Regions from separate parts of the Homo sapiens genome. Here region 1 is linked to region 2. A link is a loop called in an ENCODE intact Hi-C map of the cell type or tissue named here. Cell type or tissue: mammary epithelial cell. All regions are shown on one strand. Links, peaks and the distances in the headings refer to the core of each region. The heading gives the core; the rest is flanking DNA.

What was found. A loop is a pair of places that touch in the nucleus more often than their neighbours do. Peaks named below come from ENCODE experiments on the same cell type or tissue, not always from the same donor. Only the 100,000 strongest peaks of a DNase experiment are listed, where the experiment ranks them.
Region 1: it touches region 2 in a loop (9-fold over the local background); 10 of 110 quality-filtered maps call a loop at or near these places.

What each region holds. Positions count from the first base shown.
Region 1 is chr10:110,889,413-110,898,422 of GRCh38, forward strand. PDCD4 (programmed cell death 4) reads left to right here. Exons shown (of 12, transcript NM_014456.5): 7 at 121-218; 8 at 1,144-1,258; 9 at 4,679-4,786; 10 at 5,000-5,110; 11 at 6,536-6,675; 12 at 8,616-9,010. The coding sequence ends at 8,676. It overlaps MIR4680 (microRNA 4680), which reads left to right and starts at 8,678; the gene lies at 8,678-8,743. In mammary epithelial cell, for the core only: a CTCF peak has its summit at 4,378 (motif pointing left); no DNase peak of the experiment used is centred there.
Region 2 is chr10:110,307,027-110,316,245 of GRCh38, forward strand. No RefSeq gene overlaps it. Among named protein-coding and RNA genes, the nearest start is that of SMNDC1, 6.7 kb to the left of the region's middle. In mammary epithelial cell, for the core only: a CTCF peak has its summit at 4,527 (motif pointing right); no DNase peak of the experiment used is centred there.

The DNA.
Region 1 (9,010 bases), core at 1,011-9,010, 580 kb after region 2:
GCATCTTTTAGGTACTGACTGTGTACTTCAGCTAATCTTCATCATTTATGTATTTAGAAATTGTGACCTATAAAAGTTATTTAACTTTTTTTATAGCTCTTTTTTTTTTCCTTTTTACAGTTGGTGGGCCAGTTTATTGCTAGAGCTGTTGGAGATGGAATTTTATGTAATACCTATATTGATAGTTACAAAGGAACTGTAGATTGTGTGCAGGCTAGGTAAGTAAATCACTTTTCCTACTTAGAATTTCAAAATAGGGGAAAATTCTACAGGATCCTATTGAAATGACACTTGTGTTAATCAGACACTCTGTACATCTGTTTGTCACTTCTCTATATTCTCCACTGTTAAAATGGAGAGACTATTGGCATGATATACCAGGAAGAGGACAGTACTATAATGGAAAAGTTCTGGAGTTTAGCTAAATCATTAATTACCTTCATGTCAAGCCACTCTTCTTTGGGCCTCAGTTTCTTTATTTATGAAACAAAACCATTGGACAGATCTTTAAGTTCTGTTTTCAGGTTCTAGCATTGTGTAATAGTTTAATATTCTAATAAGATGGATAACCTTAAGAAGAGAGGCCTGATTTATAGTTTTATTTTGTATTTATCTACTGTAGAAATCTTAGTCAGAAAGTATCTTTTTCACTCTTGTGATTTAGTATAATTAATATGATATTTGGTATAACTAAATGTGATATTTGGGAGTTATGCTATTTGATTTTTCTTAACTTCTTGGAGACTTGGACTCAGCCATGTCTTAGTTTTCCTCAGGTCTATATATTAACTTAATTTTCTAGGGCTACTTCACATCATAGTGGAATGGTGTCCCTGGGTAGGAAGGCATGGATCTAGGTGAAAGTTAATTATATGTGAAGTGTTTCTTCTCAGTGTAGATCAGTTATTTTGTAATGTGTTTTGATTTTTCTTGAATGAGAAATGAAATAGAGCATGAGAATATTAACATGAGGATCAACTTCTTTTTGCTCCTTTTTGTTTTGAAAAAGTGTTTTGAATTTTATTTTGCTTTTATGTTATGTGAAAGATTTAGGGCATATAGGATTTTGTCAGCTTTATCCCTAATTTAGTAAACTTTAGGTATGTCCAGCTATCAAACTTAAATTTTTTTCTTTCTCTGTAGAGCTGCTCTGGATAAGGCTACCGTGCTTCTGAGTATGTCTAAAGGTGGAAAGCGTAAAGATAGTGTGTGGGGCTCTGGAGGTGGGCAGCAATCTGTCAATCACCTTGTTAAAGAGGTAATGATTGGGTATTGTTTTTAACTTAATTTATATGTATTCCTCTGAGTGAAATAAATTGTGGCTACTAGCTGGTATTTTTATGGACAAAAATTAAGTTCGGTCTTACAGCTGCAATTGGAAAATGAAATAATTTTTTTAATATGTGGCTTTATAACCTTTTATTATAAATTATATGATTAAAAAATGAGTCTGTTAAAATGGCTTTCATGAATAATTATAAGCAAGCCATCTATGAACTTCAAAGGAATGCCTGAAATCTTTTTCTTATAGTATTATTTAATAATTTTCAAATGCTGTTGAAATGAGATTTTCTGTGTTTTAGCTATTCAATAAATACGCTTTTATATGAGCAATTTAAAACTAGATAGTCTTAAATAATGAGTTATGAATTATGAGCACTAGAGCAGATCAGAGTGTTAGATTTTTGTGAGGACATTCACTACCCATATGCATGTTTTAAAAGAAAATTGATTGTAATCCCAGCACTTTGAGAGGCTGAGGCGGGTGGATTGCTTGAGGCCAGGAGTTTGAGACCAGCCTGGTCAACATGGTGAAACCCCGTTTCTACTAAAAATACATAATAATTAGCCAGGCATGGTGGTGCGCACCTGTAATCCCAGCTACTCGGGAGGCTGAGGCACCAGTATTGCTTGAACCCAGGAGGAGGAGGTTGCAGTGAGCTGAGATCACACCACTGCACTCCAGCATGGGTGACAGAGCAAGACTCTGTCTCAAAAAAAAAAAAAAAAAAAAGCGATTTATTGCATTAAAATGCCAGATTTATTCCCTATGGATTTTTTTTTTTTCTGGCTGCAATGTGGTGTCCTATAACAAGAAACCAAAAAACAGAAAAAACTCCTTATCTGCAGATCTCTTTAAGAAAAGGCATGCAACTAGAAGATTTGTAGTTCATGTGCTTCTGATTTTTGAGTATAATCTTTTCATGTAACTACAATTTTGATTTTTAGTAAGTCTTTTAATGAGGTGTGTGTGTGTGTTTGTGTATGTGTATCTAGCTTAAGTGTTAAGGAGTTCAAATTGTAGTTAGAGCCTTGACTGTTTTTGCTTTTATATATGTTAAAATAGATGAGTCAGTGTTTGTAATGTCGTGATTGCAGTATCTGTTTTTTAAAAATTAAACAATTATTAGAAAAATTGAGGTATAAAAATAGTCAAGATGCCAGGGCAATTAGGCAGGAAAGATAAAAGGCATCCAGATTGGAAAGGAGGAGATAAAACTAGTTGTATTCCCAGATAACATGATCTGTATACAGAAAATTTGAATGAATCCACATTTTTTAACTCCCCAAAACTGAAACCAAACTATTAACTAAAAAATGAGTTCAGAAAGGTTGCAAGATAAAAGATCAGTACACAAAATTCAATTCTCTATACAGTAGAAATGAATGATCTGAAATGCAATTATTGCATTTGTGATAGCATCAAAAATAAAATACTTAGGAATAAATTTAACAAGACAAATGCAAGTCTTGTACACTGAAAACTGCAAAACAGGTTGAAAGAAATTAAGGAAGACCTAAATAAATAGAATGATATCCCATGGTTATGGATGAGGATACTTAATATTGTTAAGATGGTAATACTCTCCAAAATTAATATTTTTGGAAACTGGACAAGCTGTTTTATGGTGTGTGAATTCTCTCTCAATAAAGAAAATTGACAAGATAAAAATGGAAATAAAACTGCCAGTATATGAGTTTGAGGTTGACATTATTTGGATATTTGCTTACATGGAAGGGTTGGATCAAAGAAGACTTTTAGAAATGTATAAATGTATTTGTAATTTATCATTCTCAGAAGTGCATGGAATTTGATGGGGGATATTTTTAATACTTCTAAAGTTATGTAACAAATGTTAAAAGTAAGTAATATAATTTGAATAACAAGTACAGTCACGTGCCACATTATGATGTTTTGGTCAGTGATGGACTGTGTGGGATGGTGGTGGTCCCATAAGGTTATAACGGAGCTGAAAAATTCCTATCGTTGAGTGATATGGAGGCAGTTGTAATGTTGTAGCACAGTTACTTTATTTTTTCATAAATTTAATGTAGCCTAAGTATACAGTGTTTATAAAGTGCATAGCCAGTGTATGGGTAATGTCTTAGGCCTTTACATTCACTAACCACTCACTCATTGAATCACCCAGAGTAACTTCCATCCTGAAAGCTCTATTCATATTGAGTGCTCTATACAGGTGTATCATTTTAAAAATCATTTACACTGTTTTTTATTGTACCTTTTCTATGTTTAGATACACAAATACCATTGTGTTCCAATTGCCTATATTATTCAATATAGTGACCTGCTGTACAGATTTGTAGCCTAGGAGCAATAGGCTATACCATATAGCACTGGTGTGTAGTAGGCTATACCATCTAGGTTTTTGTGAGTATACTCTATGATGTTTGCACCATGACAGAGTCATCTAACACACTTTTCAGAATGTATCCCTGTTAAACGATGCATGACTATGCATTAGTTTGTAATTGTAAAAATACTCAAATGCTATGCTTTAAATATTTACTTACATGTAAATATTTAAATACATATTTACTTACATGTAAATATTATATCCTAAAGCATGACAGCAATTAAATTTTACTTTACCTTTTATGAAAATATCTTATAGAAGTTGGAAGGATACTTAAATATGATTTTTTAAATTCAGTCAGCCAACATTCAACATTCAGGCAACTAGATATGTGCCCACCAAATACAAAGGGGATTTTAACAAATAACATATAGGGAAAAATATTCCTAGTTGAAACTCTTGTGCTGAAAAAGTTCTCCCACTTTTTTGAGATGTTCAAGTTTGAGCGGGAAAATCAAGACTTGTCTCTTTAGCTACAGCTGGAAACTGAATTATTGAACATTTTAGATAATGAGTTTCAAATTCTCAGTTGTAGAGAAAAGAGAAACTATGTGGAAATCTTTGCCCTCTCTAGTAATGCCCCATTATCATCTCTCATTTTTTGGCTCTCAGTGCACTATTAAGAGCGTCTTGATAGAAGTGAAATATTTTGTGCCACTTTATGTTGAAACTTTGTTAGTGCCCTCTAGTGGTATTTAAAATCCCTTATTTTTAGTGGCACACTAGAGCATTATGGTCACAACCCAGGACGCATGCATTATAAACCTATTCGTAGTTCTCAGTGATTCAGACACACTGAAGCATTGCATTTGAATCATAATTATGAACCATTTAAAAATTGGGGATTTATTTTTTAATTATGAAAAATTCTGTTGTAATAGTACCACATCCAATGTATATGTTATTAGCTGTTTGTTACCCACTATTTCATTATATTGGAATGAGGGCAAATAATCCTGTAGGCAAGCACGATATTTTAAAAGTTAGGAATTCTGACACATCTCAACTTTTAAATCTAATAGATTGATATGCTGCTGAAAGAATATTTACTCTCTGGAGACATATCTGAAGCTGAACATTGCCTTAAGGAACTGGAAGTACCTCATTTTCACCATGAGCTTGTATATGAAGTAAGATTACCTTGCCATGTCAAAGATAATTATTAAGTGTTCCTTTTTGTACTGTAGCGACTTATGCTTTTTAAATAATGTACATCCTTTTTTTAATATCAAAGGAGGAAGTGGTTATTAAATTTCTACGATTACAGAAGGCATCTAGGTGCATTTTAGGAGCAGTTTCATATATGAATTAACCAAAAATTCACTCATTGATTCAATTTTTAGGCTATTATAATGGTTTTAGAGTCAACTGGAGAAAGTACATTTAAGATGATTTTGGATTTATTAAAGTCCCTTTGGAAGTCTTCTACCATTACTGTAGACCAAATGAAAAGAGTAAGTATAACATTGTTTTTGAACAACTTGTAGGATTATGTCTTAAATATATGATTGAATACAGATTATGAATTGTCAGTGAAATTTTCTTTAGGTATGTTTAGTGTTAATATGCCTATATGTTTTGTTTTTTCTTAATGGTAATGTTTGAGGTTTGAACCTTTTGCAACCATTTTTTGGAAAGTAACACTGCAGTGTTTTTTTTTTTTTTTTTACCTACTTTAACAAATGTAATTATGTATTCTACCTCAAGGGTTCGGTTTCTAAGATGTGACAATTTCTATTTTATATCTAGAGAGAAACATGAACCTTTAACTTTTAACAAATTATAAAGTACTTTTTTCCTATTAAAAATTTTATGATTATTGTTTTAAATGTTTGTGAGGTTTTTGTTTGCCTTGTATTTTTTTAAAAAGGTAGTAAGTGTAAATAGAGAAGTAGATGGGAAAGGAGTTTGCCCAATGTCTGATGTCTGCTTACAGCTCTTTTAAGAGAACAGTATTTAAAAAAAATTTTTTAGCTATGTAACCAGTTTTACTTATTTTTTTATTTATATTTTTAATTTTAGATATCAGAGGGGTATATGTACAGGTTTGTTAGATGGGTGTTTTGTGTGATGCTGAGGTTTGGGCTTCTAATTAATGATCCTGTCCCTCAGGTAGTAAATATAGTACCTGATAGGTAATTTTTCAACTCTTGTCCTCTTTCCTACCTCCCCACTTTTGAAATTCCCAATGTTTATTGTTCCCATCTTCATGTCTGTGTGTACCCAATGTTTAGCTCTCACTTACAAGTGAGACCATGCATTATTTGGTTTTATGTTTGTGATAATTTTCTTAGGATAATGGCCTCCAGCTGCATCCACGTTGCTGCAAAGGACATGATTTTGTTCTTTTTTATGGCTATGTAGCATTCCATGGGCGTATATGTACCACATTTTCTTTGTCTAATCCACCATTGATGGGCACTTGGATTGATGCCATGTCTTTGCTGTTGTGAATAGTACCCGATAAATATACAAATGCAGGTGTCATTTTGGTAGAATGATTTATTTTCCTTTGGGTATACACCCAGTAATGGGATTGTCGGGTTGAACGGTAATTCTATGTTGAGTTCTTTGAGAAATCTCCGAACCACTTTCTACAGGGGCTGAACTAATTTGCATTCCCACCAACAGCGTATAAACCTTCCCTTTTCTCCTCAACCTTGCCAATGTCTGTTATTTCCTGACTCTAATAAAAGAGAACAGTTGTAAAACACTGTAACAAATCTACTTTCTGTGCTTCTCACGATTCAAATCTGACTTCAGTTTAACCATTTGAATATTTGGCCTTAAATACAAATTGATGACATAGTGATGGATTGTGTTTTATGACATTTATTTTATATGGGCTAACAATTCTGCATGTAATTTCATTGTTGTAGGGTTATGAGAGAATTTACAATGAAATTCCGGACATTAATCTGGATGTCCCACATTCATACTCTGTGCTGGAGCGGTTTGTAGAAGAATGTTTTCAGGCTGGAATAATTTCCAAACAACTCAGAGATCTTTGTCCTTCAAGGTACTTTATTTAAATACTACTTTCTCAATGTAAAATAGTGGATGAGATCTTTGGGAAGGTTAACTGCTAAGTTAGTTTATCGTTCCCTGAAGTCACTGAAGAACGTGACTCTTGTGAGTTCATGGAGAAAGAAGGGCGAAGCTTGTTTTAGCCCCCTTGTAAATCTGTACAGGACTGCCTCATGAAGTCCTAGTTTATTTGAAAGAAACTAATCTTGTGGAGCAGGTCCTTTGTTGTAAGTAGTTTCAGTGTTTAGAGTAGGTATTATCAGTGATAAGATGAGAAAATTGAGGCTTAGGGAGGTATAATGTACTTTTTCTAAGGTCACATGGCTAGTACATGGTAGAAGCCAAGTATGAATTCAGGACTTTTCTGGCTTCAAAGATCTAGGCTCTTACCTGTACTGGATGTGGCTTCCTTGACTTCTTTACAGGTTGGAGAATTAGGGCTAATTGGATGTTCTCACTAGAAAGTGTGTGTGTTGGGGGGTGTGTGGAGGATGTTCTCACTGGAAAGTGTATGTGTGTGGGTGATTTTCCTTGGAGCTATTAATATTTTTGCTACTAGTTGGTAAGTTTTTTTGTTGTTGTTAAAGCTAATAATGAAGCTTATAATGTAATAATATAAATGTTTAGTAATAGCTAAACTTTTTGCTTGTGTGGGTCAGTTTTATATAATCTTAAGTTCTTATAATTTTTTATCTGGAAAATTTCTTAAGCTTTGATATTTTTAAGTGCATTGTAAGAATTAAAAGTCAGAAAAATATTTCCTGGTAGGGGCCTTTGCTTTAGAATTTTAGAAGCCATTAAAAGAGAGGGAAAAGAAAGTGATGAAAGATAGTTTAATAGCTTTACTAGAAATGTTTGGAAATACAGACGTTAGCTTGGTGATGGCAGGATTTATGTATGGATGTGCCAAGTGATATACATCAGTAAAAACTCTGAACTTTGGCCTTCTTATTATTGACTGCTTTTTCATTCCCTACCTTGGTCTCATACAGTCTGAAGCCTTTATGTTCAAGATGATGTAGCTGTTTTCCACTTAGACTTAATATGAAAAGGGGCCAGTACCCTGGCATTGGCTTTTTGAAAGTTTTTCAGCCTCTGTTTGAAAGTCTGATTGTTTCTGTGTGGCTTTATTCTCAAGGGTCACATGAGGCAATAAACTTTCTGTGTATACATACCATACAGCTTTGACTTGGGTCCTTCATCTTTTAGCCTATTTGGGTAAGGTGCACATTTGTGTGTGGTTTTGCATGCTTGTGCCTATTGGCCTGGGGTCAGAGAGTAAGGGCTAATGTTGCCTAAGTTCTATTTCCCACTTACTGCTTTAGGCCACTGGCCAGCTGTTCCTTCTGGGCTATTGCCACTACATGTAGGTAAGAGTGTGGTTACATTATAGAGCAGGGCTTCTTGAGTTTGACAAAGCACGAATCCCAAAATGGGGCATAGGCTGTAATTCTGATTTTTTTCCACATTCAAGTTATGGCTTTTCTACAGTTGATAAAACATTTTTTTTTAAATTGCCAAACATGGATATTTTGATAGGTTGCACAGCTCCAGTTTGCATAATTCTGAATTATGTTAGTGTTTCCTATTTGGCTTACTGTTAAGCTTACAAATAATAATTAGAAATTAATTAGAAATAATTTTAAATTTCTAAATAAAATGTTTTAGTTTGAGTCAACTTTTTTTAATGTGACTCTGTTTGGATAGTGAACTTATTAAAACAAAAACTCAGATTTGATATTGATGTTTTATGCTAAGATATATAGTAGGGAGTCTTTTCCAAAGGAATTAGAGGCATGCTTTTTTTTTTTAATGGAAAACCCTTTAAAAGCTAACACGTAACGAAAAAATACCAAGTTTTTAATTTTTTTATATATTGACTATAGTCAGAATTTGTATCTGTTTTCATGTCTTTTTTTTTCTTCATTACAGGGGCAGAAAGCGTTTTGTAAGCGAAGGAGATGGAGGTCGTCTTAAACCAGAGAGCTACTGAATATAAGAACTCTTGCAGTCTTAGATGTTATAAAAATATATATCTGAATTGTAAGAGTTGTTAGCACAAGTTTTTTTTTTTTTTTTTTTTAAGCACTTGTTTTGGGTACAAGGCATTTCTGACATTTTATAAACCTACATTTAAGGGGAATTTTTAAAGGAAATGTTTTTTCTTTTTTTTTTGTTTTTCGAGGGGGCAAGGAGGGACAGAAAAGTAACCTCTTCTTAAGTGGAATATTCTAATAAGCTACCTTTTGTAAGTGCCATGTTTATTATCTAATCATTCCAAGTTTTGCATTGATGTCTGACTGCCACTCCTTTCTTTCAAGGACAGT
Region 2 (9,219 bases), core at 176-8,175:
AATAAAATGTAAAGGCTCCAAATTGTCATCAGAATATACAGCTATTTCCTTTCTACTAAAGAAAATTAAAGTATGGCATGATGGCACCCAGCTACTTGGAAGGCTGAGAAGGGCATCCAGAAGTTTGAGGCTGCAGCACACACTGACTGTGCCTGTGAATAGCCGCTGCATTCCAGCTCGGGCAACATAGTGAGATCCTGTCACAAATTTTAAAAAATTAATTTTTTTTTAGATGGATTCTCCCTCTGTCACCCAGGTTGAAGTGTAGTGGTGCAGTCTCAGCTCACTGCAACCTCCACCTCCCTGGTTCAAGCAATTCCCTTGCCTCAGCCTCCCAAGTAGCTGGGATTACAGATGTGCGCCACCACGCCTGGCTAATTTTTTTGTATTTTTAGTAGAAATGGGGTTTCACCATGTTCGCCAGACTGGTCTCGAACTCCTGACCTCAGGCAGTCCGCCCGCCTCAGCCTCCCAAAGTGCTGAGATTACAGGCTTGAGCCACAGCGCCTGGCCTAAATTAAAAAAAAAAAAATTAAGTATAGCTCTTTGGAAATGTGCCAGCCCACTGTAAAGCAGAAGAATATGCAATAAAGTAATACATGTTGGTCAAATAGGTTTTTTTTTTTTTTTTTTTTTTTTGAGACTGGGTCTTACTCTGTTGCCCAGGCTGGAGTGTAGTGGTTTAATCTCAGCTCGCTGCAACCTCTGCCTCCCAGACTCAAGCAAACCTCCTGCCTCAGCCTCCCTAGTAGCTGGGACTACAGGCATACACCACCATGCCCGGCTAATTTTTGTATTATTTGTTTTTTGCTAGAGACAGAGTTTCGCTATGTTGCCCAGGTTGGTCTCAAACTCCTGGGCTCAAGTGATCTGCCCACCTTGTCTTCCCAAAGTGCTGGAATTACAGGGTGAGCCACCTCCCTGGGGCAGAGACTGCATTCTTTATCTCAGCTTTTATTGTATCATTTCCTGACTAAAAGTAGCCCCAGATTTGGCCGCGTTTTTTCTATCTTGACCAAATGCCAAAGGTGATGAATTAGAGTTGTGTACATAATCATAGTAATTGTTTTATGCTCCTTTCTTTAGTCCTAATAAGTGATTTGAATCTTTGCATAATTTGCTGCAGGACAAGCTACTTGCCTTTTTGTGCTTATTGAGTGTTTTTGGATACAGTACATGGAACACATATATCCTGGGATGAAGCTTAGGTGGCATCATCCATTTAAAGTTGATGGAAAACAACCTGAAAATGGTGTTGGTCAGCGCAGGTCTTCAGATGTTCATCAGTCATAGCAATCCTGAATTGTTTGCTTAAATTTGTATTGCACTGCTAGCCTTAGGATGTGCATTTCAATTATTCTGTATTTTACACGTACCATTGAGGAACAGAAGACTGTACCACTAAAAAACAAAAATATGCCACTAAAAACGGAAAACGAGAATTTCTTCAGGTTGAAAAAGATTATAGTCTAAGGCTTTACAGGATAAGAAATGTCAGGCTTTGTTTGTTTGTTTGTTTGTTTGTTTGTTTGTTTGTTTTTTGAGATGGAGTCTCTCTCTGTCGCCCAGGCTGGAGTGCAGTGGCACAATCTTGGCTTACTACAACCTCCACCTCCTGGGTTCAAGCCATTCTCCTGTCTCAGCCTCCTGAGTAGCTCAGATTACAGGCATTTGCCACCACGCCTGGCTAATTTTTATACTTTTAGTAGAGACGGAGTTTCACCATGTTGGCCAGGCTGGTCTTGAACTCCTGACCTCAGGTAATCCACCCCCCCTCAGCCTCCCAAAGTGCTAGGATTACAGGCATGAGCCACCGGGCCTGGCCAGAAATGGCAGTTCTTTTTTTTTTTTTGAGACGAGTCTCGCTCTGTCGCCTAGGCTGGAGTGCAGTGGCGCAATCTTGGCTCACTGCAACCTCTGCCTGCCAGGTTCAAACAATTCTCCTGCCTCAGCCTCCCAAGTAGCTGGGACTATAGGCGTATGCCACCATGCCCGGCTAATTTTGTTTTGTATTTTTAGTAGAGACAGGGTTTCACCATGCTGGCCAGGCTGGTCTCAAACTCTTGACCTCTGATCCGCCGGCCTCGGCCTCCCAAAGTGCTGGAATTACAGGTGTGAGCCACCGCGCCTGGCCTTGAAATGGCAGTTCTTTACTACTTATTTAGAAGTGGTGCTTAATAGTACTCCAACCATACATTCTTAGTGGTTTATATTCTGAGAGCAAAAAGAACAAAAACAAGCAAAAGCCCTCAAACACCACATATTTATTGCCAGTAGTGGTATTGGTAATGTAATTTTGAAACTCAGGCCTACTATAAAACAAACAAGAAATTTATTAGTAGAAACTCTAAGAGGAAAGAAATACAAATATCCTTTTTGTATTTTTAAAAGAAGATCCACCTTCTTTTATATTTGTACTTCTTTCCTCTTATAGTGGGAAAAACTGATGTTAAAACCTCTGATGTTAAATTGAATTAGAATTTTTCATATGTATATTTCTTAGAAGCAATGTCACCCCCCTAGAGAATGCCCACAGCTTGATATCTAAATACCAATCCCCACTAAGAGGAAATAATGTTTCTTAGAGAAATGGCTAATTTCCGGTTTCAGGCGCATAAAGTACAAAAAAAGAAAGTTAAGCCTGAAATACCTTACCAGAAATCAGGGAAGTGCCCCAAAATGAATAAGGTCAACTTAAAAGCCCACAGAGCCCAGCTCAAGTGGGCTCCACTAGCCAAATATGAGTCAATTTGGCCACTAAAAATAATAATAATTCATAGATCATCAAAGCCTTCAATACATTTTAAAAATCTATTAAGTCCAGAGTGATACTCAAAGAGTTTGGGAAGGGAGTTTCTCTTTAAAGAAGAATGCCAGCCAATTCATATAAATAAAATGACGGAATCAGAAAAATCACCGTTTGCAATTCCCAATAATTCAGGCAAGTATCAAGAGAAGCTAAAAACCATCTGGTGAAAGGAGGTAGGGAAAAGGAGGATGTTGGCATAATGTCAAAGTATCACACCTACATACAAAGTATCCCCACAGACTATCCAATAATTACAAAGGGGAAATATACCTTACTATGATGAAATTCAGCTGTCACCAACTTAACCCAGAGATCAAGTTTAGCACCGCTAATTGTGGAACAACCTGATTTTATATGCCTGTTGTTTTGATGCAACATGAAGCACTAATAGCATTACCTGTGAAGGAGGGTTGCCAAAAATGCTTAACCTGAATACAATCAAGTTTATTGACCCAACTTCCAGTATACAAGAAATAGGGGCATAAAGGAATGAGTAAATTGAGCATGAGGGAAGAATTACATCCAGAATATGGGACATTGTATAAGAAAACACCTAAATTCTTCCAAAGGTCAGTGACATTGAAAAGCGTGGGAACTGTTCTAGATTAAGAGGTAATCAGATGTAACAAGTGCAATGGATAAATCTTGATTGATCTTGGTTTTGAAAAACAAAGCTGTAAAAAAAATTTAGGGATCACTGGAAAATTTAAATATGGACTCAATATTAGATTATATTAAATTATTGCTAATTTTATTAGATGTAAAAACTATTTTATGGCTTCTTAGGAGAATGTCCTATGCTGACTATAGAAGTGTCCTATAGAAGTGATTGTTTCAAATTTTTCAAAATGAAAAGTATAGATAGACTGGCTAAAACGCCTTTTAGAATAGTTTTGGGAGGTGTGTACGTGTGTGTTTGGGGATGATGGGGAAGAGCAGAAGATAGTTGCAGGGAACTCTGGGCATTAGCAATAGCTTAACAAGCTCAGAAGTAATACAGGAGATTACAAAAGCATTGTCAGAAACAAAAGACAATAGAAAGCCAGATGGGTCAATGTTTAGCAGGAAAGATGTGGGCAGGAGGCTGTAGCAGTCACCAGGAGCTCTTTGAAGGGCAGGAAGGAAAGCATGATTAATGTGAAAGAATTACTTTGACTTCCCCACATGCAGGAGAGTCAAGTGGGTCTTGCCTTCTGATGTTGTGATAGGAATTTTTTTTTCATTTTTTGGCCCTGTTTAACTTTCTCGTATAGCAGCTCCAGCAGCAGTCTTAAGACAGTCTTTTAAACTCGGAATTCATTGGATTCGTTTGCATCACAGCCCCTGAAAGTACCTTTCTTATCTGGATATTCCCCACCCCATATTCATGTCACTTACAGATCATTTATCTTAGAAAAAAGAGGAATGGTGTGAAATAGTCCACATTATTTGTATTGCACAGTGGATAATAGAGCAATCTTTTAATGAAGTTTGCTTAAACTGAACAACCATGAGTGGCAGGGGATGTACATTCCCAAATGTAGACAGGAAAAAATAAGGCAGTTAACTTGACTTTTTCCAAAAACCAAAATGAATCCCAGAGTTTTGCCCCATGAAGACTAGTGGGCATAATTTGACATGGTCACATTTGCCATTTTGTTGATATGTCAGCAGTTGAAAAACCCCAAAAAACTACACAATGGAGACCTTAATGCTCAAAGATTCCATTAGGTGGCAGTCAGGATACAGGAATCTTTCAATGTCTGATTTCTCCGCCCCCTCCCCCACCTCCTCCAGCCTTAGTGAAGGAATATTGCCAGGTAGCGTGGTGGGGAGAGAGGAGTTAGGGAAAAACAAACACCCCCAAAAAACTATGGCTCGCAGTATCCAAATGATGAAGAACAGCAAGTTTTCTGTGCTCAACTTCCATTTTGGTTCTAATATATATGTTTTTCTTTGGCCTTCCTGTGATTCCTTCCTTTATAAATTCTTCTATATCTAAAGCCCTTTATAGACCACTTGTAATGCTGTTTACATCTCTGTGTTATTAGTCTTAGAGCATAAGTAGGAAGTGTGGCTCATTTTGTTAAAGACCTGTAAGAGTTCAAGGGACTTTTGTAGTGACACTCTCATCCTCTGTAATTATTGCTCATGAAAGGCTCCTGGTGGTCCTGGTTGGCTTTGTACATTGGGTTTCATGGGGAAAGGACTCTAAGTTCTGTGCGAAAGGTAAAGTTTTGGAGAGTGCCCTTGGGAACATCACCTGTGACGGCTGATGGGCAGGACTGGACAGAGGAAGAAGGTGAACTGTTATGCGCTTGCAATAGGGACCTTAATCAGTCCCATAGAAGCTCTGGAACTGGGATGGCCCTTCTGTAACTGAGATGCCCCTGTCCCTTAAGTCAAGGGGCCAGGGCTTTATGTTCACCCATCATCAATTGACCAGCCAATAGATGGGGGCTATCCCTGTGAAAGGGGCTAAGAGCAATTCAGCTAAGAGCTGTCAGCTACTAGCACTCCCAACTGCTAGGAAGATGAGTACCTCAGTCCTAAAGAGGGAATCTGGGAAGCATACCATAACATCTGCTACACAGATGAAAACGACGTACTTTCTGAGTATCACCCCTATTTTTGGTATCTCTGACATTGTCTCTCTTGCAAAAGCTACCCATATTAGAGATCATGAAACATCACCTTCTCATCTTGTTTTCCTTGGATTAAAACTAATGGAGAAATGCCTCAGCACTTCCTGCAGATGATATGTTTGTTTCAAATTGATTTCTGATATATATATATTTTATGCTGTAGGAGAGTTTGCTTATGCAGAAGCATCTCAGGTACAAAGATTAAGCATTTCCTCTGTTGCAGAATACTCCAAAATATTTTGGCACAATTGGTGATGATTTACTCCATCTCATCAAAAAGCCATTAGAGTGAGTTTTATAAAAAGAGAAAGAAAACGGAGAATAAATGATATTTTCTGAAAATAGCCTATTTGCAGGTAGTAAATGTATGATTGGCTAGGAAGAAGATTTTAAATTGATATTTTTGCCTGACCTTGGCTTTTATTGTATTTTGTGACACTGATGCTCTTCCTAATTTTTTTTTCTAGTTTTAGCTGAAGAAATCACTTTCCTCCCTTATGGTCATTTAACTAGTTTTAAAGACCCTCTGAAAGTCTTTTGGATGTATTCTCTTTCCTCTATCCCCTGTGTTGCAAACCAGACTGCCATCATTTCTCACTTTGTCTAATGCAATAGCCTAAGAATGAATTCCTTCCTGAGACGCATCCTCCACTCTTGGTTATCAGATTGATCTTCTGGAAACACCAATCTTAGCAAGCCCACACCTACTCATTGAAATCCTTGGTTAGCCCAGCATATAAGGCCATTGGGGATGCTGTCACAGCCTTAGCACTGGCACACACTCCTTATGTAAACCTGCCCTGTCTTTTCATGCATTTTTGCCTTTGCTCCAAGTGTCTGCTTTACCTCACATGCCTTTCCCCACTTCCCTGCCTGGAAGAATGCCTTTAAAGACCCAGTTTTTTGTTTGTTTTTGTTTGTGTTTTGTTTTGTTTGTTTTTGGTACAGAGTCTCACTCTGTCACCCAGGCTGGAGTGCAGTGGCCCGATCTCAACTCACTACAATCTCCAAACCTCCACCTCCTGGGTTCAAGTGATTCTCCTGCCTCAGCTTCCCGAGTAGCTGGGGCTACAGGCACCCGCCACCACGCCGGGCTAATATTTTTTTGTGTGTTTTTAGTAGAGATGGGGTTTCGCCATGTTGGCCAAGCTGGTCTCAAACTCCTGACCTCAGCCTCTCAAAGTGCTGGGATTACGGGCGTGAGCCACCACGCCCCACCAAAAGACCCAATTCTAATGGGCATTGGTGACAACTTACCAGCTTTCAGGAGTAGAGCTCCTTGCTTCTCTTTTCTGCTCCCTTAGTCTTTTTATATTTGTTAAGAGAACCCTGGACTACTGGGTTTAGAACTGGGAGCCTTGAGACATTATATCCAAGGGGTAGGGGGTAGTCACATCCTGTTCTTTGCATCTTCAACACCTGGCGAGATGAGCCTCCTTGATAACGTGACTGTTTAGTTGGACTACATTTGATCTCCTTGAGAACACAGAGAAAGTATATTTTTGGTATCAGTGAACACTATATTTGACTTTGGCAAATATTCTAAAGATTTCTTGTAATTGGTGTTATAATACTTCTCTGACACTTGGACACATGACATCAATTTCTTCATAAGTTTATTACTATAGTAAAAAGTAAGGAGTGAATGTTTTAGGCATTTTCATTATGGAAAGAACTTCTGATTAATCCTAGTGATAGCATGTTTTTTTACAGCCAATTGAAAGTGATTTTTACATTCATTTGTGCTGGTAAGTATATAGATATGAAAAATGAGAGCTGTAATAGCAGCTTGGTTATGAGCAATTTAATCAACATAGCTCTGGTCTATATTTTCAGCGCTACTGGCTGCCCAAGTCTGATGATGTCTCTACAGGCAACATTAAGTAGAACCAATTAACCTGGCTTTCAGTAGAAGAACAATGTTCATGTAACTGAGACAAGAAAGTAGCTATGATGTATAGATACATGTGGCCATTGATCCTGTGGCTTATGAAAGTATTGAACATGTTCTTTGCATCTTATCTGGAAAAAAAATGAAGATAACATATTTCCCTATATCCTCATAAGACAAACAAATGGATGTGAATATAATAGCTGTTTCTAACAGTTTCTGTGCCACATTTAATGGTCATGGGCTTTTTTGGGGTGTTGATGTTCTGTTTTGACTAATTAGTTTTTTCTTCACATCACTCTCAAAACTATTTTACCATCAAAGGAAGATATGTCAACATTCTTTTTTTTTTCTGAGACAGAGTTTCGCTCTTGTTGCCCAGGCTAGAGTGCAATGGTGTAATCTCAGTTTACCGCAACCTCTGCCTCCTGGGTTCAAGCAATTCTCTTGCCTCAGCCTCCTGAGTGCTGGGATTACAGGCATGCACCACCATGCCCGGCTAAATTTGTATTTTTAGTAGAGACGGGGTTTCTCCATGTTGGTCAGGCTGGTCTCGAACCCCTGACAGCAGGTGATTCGCCCACCTCGGCCCCCCAGAGTGCTGGGATTACAGGCATCAACCACCGTGCCCAGACCTCTTTTTTTTTTTTTTTTTTTTTTGAGATGAGGTCTCACTCTATTGCCCAGGCTGGAATGCATTGGCACAATCTTGGCTCAGTGCGACCTCCATCTCCAGGGCTCAAGCAATCCTCCCACCTCAGCCTCCCGAGTAGCTGGGACCACAGGTATGTGCCATCGTGCCTGGCTAATTTTTTGTATTTTTGGTGGAGATGGGGTTTTGCCATGTTGCCCATGCTGGACTTGGACTCCTGAGCTCAAACAATTCACCCAATTCAGCCTCCCGAAGTGCTGAGATTACAGCCATGAGCCACCACGCCCGGCCCCATGTCAGCATTCTTAATGAGCAGGTGAGACAGCACCCTGGATGGGAATCTGTAGTTCTAGTATGGATTCTGCCTCTCACTAGCTGTGAGACCTTCTGCAGAGAGACCTTAATTTCAGTGGGCCTCCATTTCCTTCCTTATGTTTATTTTTCCCCCCACATTTAAAATTTGTTTTTATTTTACCTAAAATTACCAGAATAGTTATTCCCAACCTACTTTACCTCATTGCCTTATGTAGGATATCACCTCATGAACATTTTTTATTGGTGTAACACTTAAATGTAATACAGATAAAGAGATAGATGTTTTAACTGTATACATTTATTTATTATCTTTAAAAAATAATTTCAGAATTTATTAAATGTAGTTTTAAACACTTTTAAAAATGAAGATATTTAACCAACAGTAGGAATTAAAAAAAGTTGTTAGCAAGTTTTTTCTGGACATATGTCATATTCTTTTACATAATAAGGTCATTTAGACAAATTAGTTTGTGTGCACATCACATTCATAAAGTGAAATACCTAGTTTTATGGAATTAGTCACTTCTGATACTGTTAATATTTAATGAATTCAACCTAAGACATATTTAATCAAAATACAAAATTGTTACATCTTTTATAACTACTATATCTAAATCTCCTTATAAAATATTTATATGAAATCTATAGATGAAGATTTTCCTTCCATGGTCAATTGACCACCAGTTATCTATTAATTTTCTTTAATGAAACTTCCCACAATTTAAAAAATTTTAATGGTTTTAAATATAAAATATAAATATATAATTATAAATATAATATATACTATATATAATACCATGGTTTAAAATATAAATGTAAAGATACCTTTTGTAGGCATAATTTCAATATAATTTTATATATTATACTTTAATATACTTCTTCTCCTTTCATTAACTAAGATATTATCCATGAATACTCTTACTTATAT